Regions from separate parts of the Homo sapiens genome. Here region 2 is linked to region 1. A link is a contact called in ENCODE Hi-C or POLR2A ChIA-PET data. All regions are on one chromosome and are shown on one strand. The core of a region is the stretch at or near the end of the contact, and the rest is flanking DNA. Distances in the headings are between cores, read along the strand shown.

The links. Hi-C counts contacts between places; a loop is a spot of excess contacts on that map. ChIA-PET counts read pairs that join two places held with the same protein, here RNA polymerase II (POLR2A).
Region 2: a map of PC-9 shows a loop between it and region 1 (2.1-fold over the local background). The contact joins two enhancer-like sites. A Hi-C loop is called at or near these places in 1 of 168 maps with a recorded cell type or tissue (PC-9). POLR2A ChIA-PET finds 5 or more read pairs at or near these places in 2 of 52 experiments (H1 and activated CD4-positive, alpha-beta T cell).

What each region holds. Positions count from the first base shown.
Region 1 is chr22:42,993,971-42,996,525 of GRCh38, forward strand. All of the region lies in intron 1 of PACSIN2 (protein kinase C and casein kinase substrate in neurons 2), which reads right to left. Among named protein-coding and RNA genes, the nearest start is that of PACSIN2, 20 kb to the right of the region's middle. Within about 2 kb of position 1,286, at least 29 of the 41 ENCODE cell types and tissues checked have a DNase peak (open chromatin) inside an H3K27ac peak, as active enhancers do; they include PC-9, where a contact is called at or near this core.
Region 2 is chr22:43,126,376-43,128,930 of GRCh38, forward strand. BIK (BCL2 interacting killer) reads left to right here. Exons shown (of 5, transcript NM_001197.5): 3 at 1,322-1,420; 4 at 2,121-2,250. Among named protein-coding and RNA genes, the nearest start is that of MCAT, 16 kb to the right of the region's middle. RefSeq lists an enhancer at 2,195-2,555. Within about 2 kb of position 1,281, at least 10 of the 41 ENCODE cell types and tissues checked have a DNase peak (open chromatin) inside an H3K27ac peak, as active enhancers do; they include PC-9, where a contact is called at or near this core.

The DNA.
Region 1 (2,555 bases), core at 36-2,535:
GTTTGCTGCTGGGACAAGTTCCATAAGTCAACATTAAAAACTCTTCAGTGGGATTCCTCCAGGCTAAAGTCCAGTGAGCTAAAGCCGAAATCAAATATGAGCTCTCAAGAAGACCACGATGTAGACTGGAATCCTTCTGATATTGCGCCAGAATGCTAACAAAAGCCAAGAGATGTCATCAGCAAAGCCCTAGAGGGAAACTTTGGGTAAAATGACAGTGCAGTGCGCTCCTGCTCAAGTGTGGCTGGTTTGGTGGTAAGAAGGGCTGAGCAGGGGGACAGGCCTGCTCTTAACCCCACCTCCCCATGCAACTGGGGCTCCAGGCATGGTCCCAAGCCCCATGTGTCAGATAGGGAGGGACAACCCCAAACACACCCAGAAAATAAGCATGAACTTTACCATTCAAGAAACCAGGCACACACATGAATCCAGAGCCGTGTCCTGCGCCACAAAGACCCTCGGGCGTGCTTATGGGGACACCCCAGCCTGCACACCCAAGCTCTGTCCACACATACCCTGCCCATGGCCACCATTCAGCCACCTTTGGCTGGAGGCACGTGCACACAGTGCACAGCCTACCCTCAGCAGGACACGCCAGGGAGGCGGCCCATGCAGGCCATGTAAGGGGTCTGGGGGTTACTGGGGCAGGGAATTCCAGGGTCTCTGTCCCTGTGCATGGCCTAAAGGGAGAGGCACAAGTTTTAGGGAGATACCACTTCTTGATACCTCAGATTCCTCACCCTATAGGGACAGTCACACTGGAAAAAGGGCCCCGGGCAGGGGTCCCACATGCCCCACCTACGGGAATGCTGACATATGAAAGGTCTGGGGGCTGCGGGGAGCACCCTAGCATATCCACACCTAGAGCCACAGCCTCGCAGCCAGCGAATGCAGCTGCCTCTTCCCTGGCCCAGAGATCCTTCTCTCTTGTCAGCAATCCCCATCCCACCCCAAGCCCCAGTCTCTGTCTCACTGGACTTTACACCAGGACTCCCGCAACTGTGCCTTGCCCGTTTAGACTGGAAATTCCATTTAGGCTGCCTCCTGGACTCCCTCTCAGGACCCTGCTTCCAACAATCACATAGTCAAAGGGGACAATGTCCCCCCTCCCCGCCTCGGGGCTGCTCCGGGCCCCAACTGCCAGGAAGCAAGACTGGACACTGCAACGTTTAACTCACATTGAGCTGAAGCAGCCGAGTTCTTCCTCTATAAAGTGAGCTGACTGCAGAGAAACTGCACCCTGGCATTCAGTCATGTTTCACAATAACTCCAGAGGAGGAGCTCTGCTTCTGACATGAAGTGTGGCAAGCCTTAGAAGGAAGCAGAGCTACAAAGTTATTCAATGCAAATATTTAAAGAACAGGCTGCTTTTGGTGCCAGGAGGACGGCAGCTTGCAAACCTCCAGTCACAATAAAGGTTCTGCTTGGTTGGGACTGAGTCAGGATGACAAATGTTGTTTCATTGCACCCTCCGTCCACTGAGGAGACAAGGTTTTTAAAGCAACTTTTCAGGAAGTTACTCTGTCCATTGGGCAGGACCTTAAAAGTCACAGCAAGAGAGCAAGTGTCTGGTGTGGAAAAACCAGAGTGTGTATACAACTACTCAGTCAAGAACTAAATGTGCATTTCCAATGTCATTCACGCGGCAATTATTTGGAAATAAGGATGGGATCATGCAATTTTGCCAACAGTAAATATACAGATTTGGTAACTTCAAGTGCCTATAATGTCCACCAGACAGAGGCCTTAAAGCACATTCCACCCATGTTTTCCTCCTTGAGAAAGGCAATTTGATTGTTAAAAGAAACAGTGGCCAGGCACAGTGACCCACACCTGTAATCCCAGCGCTCTGGGAAGCCGGGACAGGAGGATCACTTGAAGCCAGGAGTTCAAGACCAGCCTGGGCAACACAGTGAGACCTGCCCCCTTCCCCAGTCTCCAGAAAAATTTAAAAATTAGCCAGGTATTGGCTGGGCGTGGTGGCTCACGTCTGTAATCCCAGCACTTTGGGAGGCCGAAGTGGGCGGATCACAAGGTCAGGAGATCAAGACCATCCTGGCTAACACGGTGAAACCTCATTTCTACTAAAAATACAAAAAATTAGCTGGGCGTGGTGGTGGGCGCCTGTAGTCCCAGCTACTTGGGAGGCTGAGGTAGGAGAATGGCTTGAACCTGGGAAGCGGAGCTTGCAATGAGCCGAGATTGCACCACTGCACTCCAGGCTGGGCGACAGAGCGAGACTCCGTCTCAAAAAAAAAATAATAAAATTAGCCAGGTATGACACTGGACGCGGTGGCTCACGCCTGTAATCCTAGCACTTTGGGAGGCCAAGATGGGTGGATCACAAGGTCAGGAATTCAAGACCAGCCTGGCCAAGATGCTGAAACCCCATCACTACTAAAAATACAAAAATTAGCTGGGCATGGTGGCACACGCCCGTAATCCCAGCTACTGGGAAGGCTGAGGCAGGAGAATCGCCTGAACCCAGGCAGCAAAGGTTGCAGTGAGCCAAGATCGAGCCACTGCACTCCAGCCTGGGTGACAGAGCAAGACTC
Region 2 (2,555 bases), core at 31-2,530, 130 kb after region 1:
AGGGTTTCATCATGTTAGCCAGGATGGTCTCGATCTCCTGACCTCGTGATCTGCCTGCCTCGGCCTCCCAAAAAGTGCTGGGATTACAGGCGTGAGCCACCACACCCGGCCAGGACTGGCACTTTCATTCTTCCCCTGGTACAGATGAGGAACGTGAAGGCCCAGGAGCAGCTGACCTCAGTAGTTTCTACCCTGAGCCTGGAAGAGAATGGTCAGGCCTGACCTGGGCTGTTGCTTTCTGCTGGGGAATCCTGTCTCTGATGTGGCACCTCCCACAGGCCAGGGACCAGCTCCATGTTCCACAGGATTCTTTTCTGCTCAGGATTTTTTTTTTCAGCCTCAGGATTTTTAGTCATTAAGGATTTTAGAACTGGAGGCACCTGTCCATTAATGGACAAGGTTGGAGGACATGAAGCCTGGGGCAGTATTTTCCTGAGGTTTCCCAGGGTAACAGAAGGTAGGACCACAGCCCCCAACCCTGATTGCCAGCCCACACCTGTACCCCTCCCACCCGCATCCCCTCCAAGTAGGGAGTGTAGGCCCAGGGCATTGGCAGGTCAGGTGGGTGGGGCCAGGGCCCAGGGCCGGCCTCAGCTCAGGGCCCCTAGGAGTCCCACTTCCCTGGGAGTTCCCCCGGTGTAGTCACTGGGATGGAATGCACACAGGTCCCTGGTAGAGGCCCAGACCAGCAAGCTGGGAGGGTGGGGAGTGTCTTAGTCTTTGTGTGGGAGTGAATGCGGGTGGGGTGTAGGATCAAGGATGTGGTTTAGTGGGGGGCCTACTAGGGGCTTCTTAGTCCCCCCATTTGGAGAGGGGTGGTGCCAGCAGGGCTGGTTTCAGGATTGGGACCAGGACACAGGTCTTAGAGCCCCCTCACCTCCCACAAAGGAAGGTAAGCTGCAACCCCTGTGGGAAGGGGGCTCAAGGGGGCTCAGCCATCCGGGGGACTCAGCACCACCAGACCTGTCCATTCCCCTTGGTCAGCCTCAGCCATCCGGGGGCTCAGCACCCCCAGACCTGCCTGTTCCCCTTGTCCACCATTTCCACCAAAGCCCACAGGTGGGCCTGCCCCAGGATTCTTTTTGAAATAGCTTGCACCTCTGGGGCCACCCACGGATGGGACCTCATGGGTATCTCTGAATCCAAGTGGGAGCCGGAGGAGGGATACAGGGAGGCCCACTCACTGCCTGCCCCAAATCTGACACCATCTCTTATCCTCTGGGCCACTCCCAGCTGCACACAATCCGTTGGCTGGGTGGGTCCAGGTGCATGTGGCCTCCACGGCACAGCCACACCCGACTCCTGTGTGTGCTCCCTGCAGTGACGCATTGGCCCTGCGGCTGGCCTGCATCGGGGACGAGATGGACGTGAGCCTCAGGGCCCCGCGCCTGGCCCAGCTCTCCGAGGTGGCCATGCACAGGTAGCCGGCCTATGCCCTATGCCTCTACACCTGGGGAGGGGCCCTGGGCGGTGGGTGGAGGCCCTGAACACAGCACAGGGCTGGGCCCTGAGGAAGCTCTGTGGGGGATGTGCCTTGACACTGGGGCTATACTGAAACCCTTGGCTGCTTCCCGCACCTCTCCTGGGAGCCCCCAGCTCCTGGCACTCGCCCCCTGCCACCTGTCCCTGGCATTCCTGGGCAACAAAGCAGAGCCCAGGGCCCTTTTCTCTCTCGCCGTCCTCATTGAGCCCAGATGGTACATTTCCACCGTGGTCTTAAGAGGGGGTGCTACGTGAGCTCGGATCCTAGATCCTGGGGGCTGGGCCTCTCAGCGAGTCTCCGGTGGGGGAATAGAGTGGGCAGTGGCTTGTGAGGGCCCTGTAGAATGGGGGTTTATTTTCCACGTGGCCAGCTCTGGAAGACAGGGCCAAACACCCGGTGGGCTGGCGGGCGGCTGGCTGGCGGAGGAAGCAGGAAGTTGGAATGAATTTGACCACAAACAGTCCATACCACGCGGCCCCTGCAGGTGGAGGCGCCCACGGAAAGGGCCCCGGGTGGCTGTGGGGTGGGAGGGCACAGGCCCCTGCTCCCCACAGCTGTGATGGTGTCATCTAAGTACAGGCTGCCCCTACCTGCTCCTGCAGTAATGGCTTTGTCCCCCCATCCTCTTTGTCTATAGCCTGGGTCTGGCTTTCATCTACGACCAGACTGAGGACATCAGGGATGTTCTTAGAAGTTTCATGGACGGTTTCACCACACTTAAGGAGAACATAATGAGGTTCTGGAGATCCCCGAACCCCGGGTCCTGGGTAAGAGCCTTGAGATCCCTGACCCTGACTTGCGCTGCGGCCAGTGGGGGCTGTCAGAGCCGCTCCTTGGGGCGCCACAGTCCCCACCACTCCGTATCATCATCTGTGTCACCTGTGTCCACATCTGCCTGATCCCATGGGCTTTTGGGTTTGAGATGCCTGGTTCTGAGTGCACAAACCAGTGCATGGTCCTGGGTCTCCCTCTGGTCCGAGAGCCTTCACCTGGCAGGCAGGACTCCCGTCTCCTGGCCAGGGCAGGGGCCTCCCTGAGCAGCCTTCCTGGTAGCCTGGTCCCATGGTGTCCA